3 separate regions of the Homo sapiens genome follow, and all the other regions are linked to region 2. A link is a contact called in ENCODE Hi-C or POLR2A ChIA-PET data. All regions are on one chromosome and are shown on one strand. Each heading gives the region's core, a stretch centred on a gene start or an enhancer-like site at or near the end of the contact. The rest is flanking DNA. Distances are from core to core; before and after follow the strand shown.

The links. A loop is a pair of places that touch in the nucleus more often than their neighbours do. ChIA-PET counts read pairs that join two places held with the same protein, here RNA polymerase II (POLR2A). Pooled maps may share reads with other maps.
Region 1: a loop to region 2 is called in a map with no recorded cell type, with 7 times the contacts of the local background. The contact joins two enhancer-like sites. A Hi-C loop is called at or near these places in 2 of 168 maps with a recorded cell type or tissue (Calu3 and transverse colon), 3 of 37 single-sample maps with no recorded cell type and 3 of 50 pooled maps. POLR2A ChIA-PET finds 5 or more read pairs at or near these places in 2 of 52 experiments (Panc1 and activated B cell).
Region 3: a loop to region 2 is called in a pooled map, with 3 times the contacts of the local background. The contact joins two enhancer-like sites. A Hi-C loop is called at or near these places in 3 of 50 pooled maps. POLR2A ChIA-PET finds 5 or more read pairs at or near these places in 2 of 52 experiments (activated CD4-positive, alpha-beta T cell and activated CD8-positive, alpha-beta T cell).

What each region holds. Positions count from the first base shown.
Region 1 is chr3:71,562,927-71,565,971 of GRCh38, forward strand. All of the region lies in intron 2 of FOXP1 (forkhead box P1), which reads right to left. Among named protein-coding and RNA genes, the nearest start is that of FOXP1, 19 kb to the right of the region's middle. Within about 2 kb of position 1,590, at least 5 of the 41 ENCODE cell types and tissues checked have a DNase peak (open chromatin) inside an H3K27ac peak, as active enhancers do.
Region 2 is chr3:71,010,229-71,013,564 of GRCh38, forward strand. All of the region lies in intron 12 of FOXP1 (forkhead box P1), which reads right to left. Among named protein-coding and RNA genes, the nearest start is that of FOXP1-AS1, 280 kb to the right of the region's middle. Within about 2 kb of position 1,528, at least 8 of the 41 ENCODE cell types and tissues checked have a DNase peak (open chromatin) inside an H3K27ac peak, as active enhancers do.
Region 3 is chr3:71,700,900-71,704,204 of GRCh38, forward strand. All of the region lies in intron 2 of EIF4E3 (eukaryotic translation initiation factor 4E family member 3), which reads right to left. Among named protein-coding and RNA genes, the nearest start is that of EIF4E3, 23 kb to the right of the region's middle. RefSeq lists an enhancer at 2,877-3,305. Within about 2 kb of position 1,437, at least 5 of the 41 ENCODE cell types and tissues checked have a DNase peak (open chromatin) inside an H3K27ac peak, as active enhancers do.

The DNA.
Region 1 (3,045 bases), core at 340-2,839, 550 kb after region 2:
AATCGCTCCCTGTTCTCATCCCTTCCTTTAAGAGCAATGGGAAGAGAAGCATTGTGCCCCTAGCAAGTGCCCTTCCAGGAAAATACAGAATGTGAGCCTGCTGAGGTTGGAGAGATGAATGAGGAGCCAGGCTGGCCATGCAAGGCAAAGTGGGAGCAAACTGCAGAGGGGTGTGTGTATGTGTATGTGTGTGACTGTGGCCAGGGAGTGGCTGGGGAGGAGCAAGCTGAAGGAAAAGGAACAACATCCTGGCTCAGTGGAGCCCTAGGGGAGAGATGCAAAAGCTCTGGCTACTCTATGGGGTGCAGTAGGTTGTTTCAGATGCTTTCTTACTAAAAGCAAGACATAGATGGGCATCTTGTACATATGACCCACTTCTGAGTTTAACAAAAAAGGGCACATGGAGAGGCCCCCTAGGATGGCAGACCAAGCTGGGCAAATTTTATTCAACTCAATGCATGTCTAAGGGCTCAGTGCATGCAAAGATCGGCAACTGGCTGAGAACAGAGTCACCTTACCTACCGCAAAGGCAAAGCAACTGTGGGTTCTCTCTAAATCCTTCAGGACAAAGAACCAAAGTAAGTCTTAAGGACAATGCTTTATTTAGATATAACCACCGGGCTGTGAGAATATTTAAACATTTGGAAAACTTTGTATTGTAGCCATGAAAATGTGGTATTCTAGTCTTGGGTCTTCAATATGTAAATTTTTCTACATTTCAGAATATGAGGATATATGTAACACAGTCTCAAACCCAGAGGAGACTTTGTAACTCTATAAACAGGGTGTGAATTCACTTATTAAAGATATTTTCCTTGCACCCAAGGTGGAACGTCAAAGACAATGTGACCAAATGACAACTGCAATCCTGTGCCACTCGACAAGTAAAACCGTGTTTTCAACACTGTCTCAAAAAATGAGGGCTTTCCTCTCTCTCACCTTTCCTAAGGAGCTGGGCAAGCTGGTGCCAAACTGCCGTATGACTTCATCTCTGAAATCTGAATGGCACGTGTGAATACCCACAGTATGCCAGATTATCAGTAAGGTGATAATGCTTGTATATTATACCTGCTTGGCACCATTTGAATGAGGTTCCCTCAGGCCACTTAAGGTTTCACTTCCTGTTACTTGCACCTGCACTAATTTCAGAAGCAAATAAAAAACCCAGCAAAACCGTATTTTAGGACCTTATTCAAAAGCAAACAGACAAAAACCAAAGCAAGTCAACACAAACCCCAAAACACAGCAATAAGGTAATTAACCTGATGTTCCAAAGCTCATGCCACATATACAAGGTAGGCTTCCTTCAGTTTTTTCGTAATCTTTGCAAAGTTCTCATCCGTTATCTGCCTTGGCTATTTAATGTGACTTTTAACCAATAACGATACAATAGTAATAATCAGAAAAGCTAACATATATAAAGCTCCTGTATTTGCCAGGCACCCTGTGTCACATTCCACATGGATTATCTCATTTAATCCACCGAACAAATTGATGAGGTAAGTTCTTTATTCTGTCCTTTTAAACCCACACAAACATACACACACATTTATGGAAGATCAAGGTAAATCAGAAAGGTTAATAAGCTTTGAGTCACCCAACAAGTGTTAAAAGTCTCTGGTTGGCCGACCTTGAGTCGCTGCCCGTAACTACCACGTTGCAGTGTGACTGACACACATGACCACATTGGATGAGGATTTGGTTACACCCTTGGCCAGTGATGCAGGCTGAGATTAGCAACACTCTTTATCCCTGGAGTTAAATGTCAATTACAGAGTTTTCTTAAAAATTATTTGTAAGTGGGAATTTATATTTCAGTGGACGGGCAGACAATCATTTTGGGGAAGTTATTTCCATAACATTTTTGGAGGATGGAAATTGAAAAGAGAAAGAAAATAAATCAAATCATTACAGGCAGTGGCTCAGGCCTGTAATCTCAGCACTTTGGGAGGCTGAGGTGGGTGGATCACCTGAGGTCAGGAGTTCAAGACCAGCCAGGCCAACATGCTGAAATTCCGTCTCTATTAAAAATACAAAAATTAGCAGGGCGTGGTGGTACACGCCTGTAGTCTCAGAGGCAGGAGAATCTCTTGAACCCGGGAGGCGAGGTTGCAGGGAGCCGAGATCGCACCACTGCACTCCAGCCTGGGCGACAGAGCAAGACTTTGTCTCAAAGAAAAAAGAAAAATGAAAGAAGTCAAATCATCCACTGAGGAGTTAGGGGCTATACAGATACCAATGTCTTCTGTCAATTTGTCCATAGTGGAGTGTTAGGGGTTAAAAAAAGGATGAGAAATGATGGCTTCACGGGCTTCAGACTACCAGACCACATTAACCCACGGGCAGGCCTTCTATAGGGATACCAGGCACACTGCAGCAGGAAGGCAACATTCCTTATTGGTACCTTTGAAACAGTACTTTATTGTTAGGATATTTTATTTTGGTTGTTACCAATTCGTTGTGTAAAACTCGTTGGGTAAGAGAGAGTCTCTGCTAAATACACATATTTGGTGGCAGTGATGGGGGGGGAGCTAAACAGACTCTTAATAAGAAATTCAAATCAAGAATTACTCAAGACGACACCTGCCTTCTGGCCTAATGGAAAAATCAATCTGTCAGGTCTTAATTAAGTGCTCAGGCTAGAAAGAAAAAGCGGCAGCTTATACTTGGTATAGTACCTAGTATATTTTCGGTAGTCAAAATGTAACTAAAAGCCGTATTTGTTGCAGAAATGGTAACTATGCATAAAGATGGCCCATTTGATCCTGGGCGGCCATCTATTTAGTAAATAAAAGGTTGAAGCAGATGAATCTCATAAGCTTGTTGACAAAGATCTCTACGCATAATGATGTTGGGTTTGGATGTTTAAATGATGTTTGTATTAGAATGCCCAACTGAGGATGTCCAAAAATAAGGTAGGGGGTAACGCTGGGTGATCACAGAGCAATACTTTCTGCCCCAGAAGTCATTTGGGGTCGATAAAGGAGTACATGAGAGAAGAGGTGAACAAATGAGATATAAATAAATCAACGAGTGAATCAGTCA
Region 2 (3,336 bases), core at 278-2,777:
AGCAAACTGTCAATAAGAAGTGCTGCCTCTAACCAGGCTGTATAATGCAGCAGTTAAGAATAAGTCTTCTGAAGCCAGACTGCCTGGGTTTGGACCTTGACTCCACCTCTTATTAGCTGTGTGACCTTGGGTAAATCATTTAACCTCTCTGGGCATTAGTTTCCTTAACTCTATGCTGGGAATACTACTACAATACTAGCATAAACTGTTTGTGAGGATTAAATGAGTTAATATATGTGAAGCATTTCGGGACTATGCCTGTTTTAAGGTTCAGTACTATTTAATTATAAACTATTACTAGGGGAGTGTAAAATCAAGGGAACAGAAAATAGGTGAAAATAATCTATGAAGTAACACTTAAATCAAGGTCAAAGCAATGTTACCTTTATTAAGTAAGAATACCAAGGAGAATTCAAGCAACACTGCTATCAATTTGCCTAAACCATAAGAAATCCCTTCTAAAAAAGAAAGGGACAACTGAAGAGAAGCGTAGACTAGAGAATTTTGGGTCCACTGAAGCAAATGAAGATGCTTTCAGGATCTATGAATCCAGCAATCTGAGCAAAGTACTTGATGCATCACTCTCTGATGACAATAACCCCCCCTCCCCCCCCACCCAGTGAGATCATTCAAAGAAGCCAGGTGGTTTTTACTTGAACCACAGAAGTTTGCTAGCTTCTTTCAGTTCGGTTCAATGGAAAACAAAGTTGGTTTCATCAAAGTCAATTTGATTTCCCTTTAGACTGAACAGAGAAGTGGGAAATGTGAATCTACAAGAAGACTAACTTATTTTCCACTGCACTAGGCAAGATCCTGATACCTGAAGACAACTCTGAATTTCCAAGAGTTAAAATCATGTTGTAGAGGAAAACTGAAATCCTGAATTTGTTACATATGACCAGTCAATGCGTAACTCAGGAAAGCATCTAGGGGAGTTTCTTCTTACTCAGCATTTGCTCTCCTTTGCTACTTTACAATATTCATTTTTACATTCTTGAAGCAACTTTCTCATCCCCAGCCCCCATGTGGTTCACGTGGGGTGAACATCTCCCTCTGTTCTGGAGGCAGCATGTAATGCAAGCCAGGGCACATCATGGTGATTGGCTCAAAGCTAGAACACATGACTCAATCTGGGCCAATGACAGTCTGCCTATGGCTTTTTCTGGGGCTACATGGAAAGAGATACTCTGTGGGATTAATAAACCTGTCCTCTTCAGTTCCACTTGGAAAGAGCCCCCAGATGAAGACAACATAGAAAAACAGAGCTAATGGACAATCAATACTCCAACAGCCTTGGTTAAATATCAGGATCTAGCCATGCTTGAAGCCAGCTGTACCACTGGACTTCCTAGCAATAGGGGCCAATTATCATCCCTCATTTATTTATTTATTTTTTTCGCTTCAGCCAATTTAAGTTGGGTTTCTGTAACTTACAAACAAAAGTCGTCTTACAAATATAAGTCAATAAATAAGTACCAGGAAATAACCAAGCAACAGTTGCAGGTTGATAGTGGGCATTCCAATTCCACTGAGCAAACAGGAACTGAGAACATGTCGTGTCATGTGCAAAACCACAATAAATAATTGATAGGTGGTTTCCTATACAAGTGCCAGACTTCTAATATCTTTAGAAGAGAAATGGGCTCTTTTATAGGAATTGAGTCTAGGCCCCAATTCTAATGATCTTTATTTTCTTTAATACGAAAATTATTCTCTCTCCTTTTTGGGATAATCTTCTAATAAATATAACCTAATTGTCAGCTCACATAACAAATGAACCTATGATTTGAGGATTTTTTACGGTAGGCATAAGTTAGCCATTAACAAAATGTTTAAAATGGGTCTAGAAACTGTCATTTCCCTTTCTGACTCTGAAACTGATATATGTCCCTGAGCTTATGGATAGCAATTTTATAGTTCTAGAGACTTTATAACAATAAATCATATTTACAGATGTTTATCAGCCATTCTACAGATGGAAGAAATCGGTACCAAGGTATTTATCAAACCTAGCACTGGTGTAGAAGAAAAAACTCAGAATTTAAAAGTGGCTCTGCCAAGTTCTTTTTCTCTCATTATATAAATATGATTAGGCAAATGATCAGGAAAGAACAAAACTAAGATTCTATAGTGAGTGATTTCTAAACAAAACAAAACCCAATATCACTACTCTGAATGATAATAATTGTAAACGGCTGTTGCTTAATTTAAAATAAAGCATTGCTGATCGTGATTGTTCACATCTAGAAGCAATTTTGGACATCTCTTTTAAAATATTTTTAAGTACTTAAGTTTTCAATGACTACATAATGCTCTCAGAGTATAATCCTGAGGCAAGAAAGCTATGAAATAGATTCACAGGCTTCCATTCATTAACCAAAAATTTATATTCACCAAAACTGCTTGCAGGTAACACAAGGTATCTCTCTAAGGATGGCTTTATTACAATATTTGTATCGGGTCCATAAAGATAGATACAGAGACTGTTCTAACAATATAAAGACCACACAAAACTGGAGACCTGCACATAAATCAGCTCACCTCTGTTTCCCTGGGGCTTGAATGAGAGAGAAAAGCTAGAAGGAGATGGTCCCCAACACCCAATTTGTAAACCATCAAGCACCCAGATGTATACATGGGCATATGTTATAGTTATACATGTGCCTATGTTATAGGTATACATGTGCATATGTTTGATTACATGTCTATAATATCATGTAACATTATATTCAATTCATAGGTTAATGATTCAGTGATATTATGAATATATTTATATGATACAAAAATGGAGGGCAGTTTGGTCTAAATTTTATTTTTAACTGACAAGGTAACACAAGTAAGGAATAGCATAGAAGCATTTCACTTCAGCTATGAGATTAATATTATTTCCTTACAGAGATGCTTTATAGGTGTTATAGCTTCAAATGGGCCAACCCAGGTCTTAGTCATACTTTAACAGTAGAAATTGTTACTCCACTTTCCCTATAAGGACAAGAACCTGAACAAAAGTCAATACCAATATAGAAAGTTAAGAACCAAATTGGTAGCTTTCCTCGCCATCTGCTTTCTACATTTATAAAGTCAATTGTATAACAAAGAATGGGTCCAATCACCCAGCTGCAATTGGCCAGTAATTGTCACCAATTTTATAAAAATAAAGTGCATATGCAATTGCTTCAAAGAGAATAAAATACCTAGGAACCCAACTTGCAAGGGAAGTGAAGGACCTCTTCAAGGAGAACTACAAACCACTGCTCAATGAAATAAAAGAGGATACAAACAAATGGAAGAACATTCCATGCTCATGGATAGGAAGAATCAGTATCGTGAAAATGG
Region 3 (3,305 bases), core at 187-2,686, 690 kb after region 2:
CCCTGGGAGGTAATCAGGTCATGAGGGTATAGTCACCATGACAGGCTTGGTGTCCTTATGAGAAGATGAAGAGAGCCAGCCCTCCCTCTGGCATGTGAAGATACAAGGAGAGGATGGCCATGTACAAACGAGGAAGAGGGCCCTCACCTGGATGTGCCCATGCTCGCACCCTCATCTCAGACTTCCAGGCTCCAGAACTGTGAGAAACAAGGGTTTGTTGCATAAACTGCCCAGTCTATGGTATTTGGTTATAGTAGCCTGAACTAAGACACAGGGCAACTGGTAAACAGAAATAGATTATACAAAAATAATAAAGTAATAGTAAAACAGGAAGTCTTGGCAAAGACAAGTGATCTGGAGCTGTTCTCTGAGCCAGGCTTTGTTCTATGAACATTTACATGTTTATGCAATTTATCCTAATGACACTCTTAGGAGGAGGTATGATTATTATCCTTTTTTTAAAGATAAGGACACCAGGCAGAGACGAACCTGCCCAAGAGTCAGTTTGGTATGACCATTAGGATTAGGATGAGGATTGAGGCTATGAAGAAGAAAACACTTCCCCATTTGTTTGGAGTAGGTCATAGAATTACTACGCTATGAATGCTATCCACAGAATTACTGTGCAAATAAGAAATATTGTTCTGTGTGGTGAGGTAAGCATAGGGTGATCATCTGGGTCTCCCAGTAGGTCTGAGGAAAGCAGCACGAGTAAAATAGCAATTAGAAAAATCAATCCTAGGGCTCATGAACTGAGTCACATGGGTGGAATAGAATTTTAGCTATGTTGAATGATAATCCTGCTGGGTTGTTCAAGCCTGTTTTGTGTTAAAAAAATAATAAAGCTGAATTAACTGCAAAGGTGGCAATGATGAACTATAAGATCAAATTGAAGGCAAAAAACTACAGGATGACAGATGTATTAATTGAGAATCCACTTTGGCTCCCTTCTACTAAAATGGTGCTAGTGTAGTGAGGAGTTAAAAGCTACTGTATTAACAGTAGCTCCTCAAACACCCATCTGCCTCTATGGAGGTACCTATCCTGTAAATGCTTTGCTATTTGTACAAATAAGATTATTCCAATATTTCAGTTTCTGTGGTGTGAGGGTGGGTAGGCAGGGCTGGAATCTGAATCCAGGCAATTTGATTCCCAAACCTCTGTTCCTAACCACTCAGCTATTTTCTTCGAAGATACTACTATATGTTTTTGACACATCTTTCTCCAATCTTAGCAGCCAAGAATCAGGTCATGAAGCCACAGAAAGAGGGACACATGTTGAAGATATTTTCCCACCAGTAAAATGCCCATAATTCACAAGAGGCTGGTGGTTGTCAACTCCAGCCTGAGAACCTGGTTACGATGTGGCAATGACCTCTGTAGAATTTATGCACAAAATAACATTAAGAGGAAAACCCCTGCCTAAGGTAAAACTAAGAGGACTTTGGTGCTGGCAAACTTCAAGTCTCCTCAAAGGCATCACAAACCAAAGTTCCTGCCGTCATACCCCGGTCAAAGTTGTCAAATCTTGACTTTTTAACCTAGTACTTGAAGCACACTGAAAAAATACAACAAAACACTTCTTCCATTTCAAAGATCAGAAAAACACTAAAGATCATGCTAAGGATTGGAGCTTTAGAAGCTTCTCTTGAAAACAAAAACAGACAACTGATTCTGCTTGGCTTGGCAAATTTGACAGGAAGAGATTACAGCCCAAGAAGATCAGTGATAGACTTAACATATTCATTAAAGCACATATTTGTACGTTTTTGCTGAGCATAAAATAGGAGCAAAATATCCGGTCACACCATTAAAAAAAAAAAAAAAAGCCCTATTTGAAAAGCATGTGTCATTAAACTGGTCTGTTTCCCTGTTGCAAACCTCATCCAATAGGTAGAATATTTGTGAAGTATGTCTGCTGGTGAAATACCTACAGGAAGGAATCTAGCATTACTCAGCTCCTGAAAACCTCTTCCGCCCTTGCAGAAGTGAAAGGTCTGCTACAGCGGAAGCCTGGTAATTCAAGATTATACTCTCTGTAACACATCTTGAAAATGGAAACACTTAAATTTTACTATATATAAAATCTTGCAAATAGATTTCAGAAGCCTTTAGGCTTATAATTAATTCTGTTAGACTTGCAAATCCAAGATTGCAGTAAAAGTAAAACTAAGCACAATGTTTATTAATGATGGTTAAATGCTTTTTTTTCCCAAAAGCCTTGATAATCACCCTAAGACTAGGAGAGGTATAAAAGTTGAACATCATTCATTCAGTCAACATCTGTGACCATCAGTTGTGAACAGAGCACTGTGACGGGTCCTTGGGGAACTTAGCTGAATGCAGGAGGGTCAGCTTTTGACCACAGCAATCCACTCCTTGGGAGGTATGTTCTGGAACACCAATCTGGCACCTCTCCTGGAGAAACTGAGGCAGGGAAGACACCTGTCCAGTGGAGTCTAATACCTGGATTTAAGACCTAGGTTCTCAGCATAACCTTCACAGGTCATGTAGCCCGTGAAACCCACGTTGCCTCCTCTGTATAAGGATACAGCTATTTCACTGGAAAATGTAATGATGAAATGCAAAGTGAAAGCACTTGCTAGGCCTAAGGAAGGAAACAAAGTATGGTTAGACCCATTAATATGCTGACCACTTGATAAATCCCCAATCTGATAGCACTGATTGGAGCAACTATGCCCCACCTTACAGCCTTCTGCCAAATAGATAATCATTCATTACCAAGAAAACTGGCAAATTTCCTCCTCAATTTCCTACTGAAATGTTCTGAAGAAAAAGAATGCACTTGGAAATTCTTCAGAAGAAAAGATGTCATGTGTTGACAGACAACAAAGTGATATGTCTGTTTTGTAAAACAAACCAGAAACAAAACCACCCAGCAAACACACATCAAAAAAAAAAAAAAAAAAAAAAAATTCCAGGATTTATTCCAAGGTTGTGGCATGTGTAGCAAGAGAGTATTTCCAAAAAAACAAAACAAATATTTTTGCTCATTAGGTATTACTAGTTGCCTGGGGCTTCCCACCAACTGAATAAGTGGTATTTATGGGCAGGGCCAATAGGCATCTGAACCGAATAGGCAACTGAAGAGTTTAATGGATGTTTTTAACTCACAGCAGACACAAAGGCTGAAAGCAAAGTGCTTCTGATTTACAAGAGCTAGGTACTTGAGAGAGAAATGGGTTTTCCTTTGAATTCCAAAAAGGGCTTGGCTTAAAGAGAGAGCCCAAGTGTGGAGTTGTGATCATAGAGTAAACGAGATGTGACAGGATGTGAGGGTAATT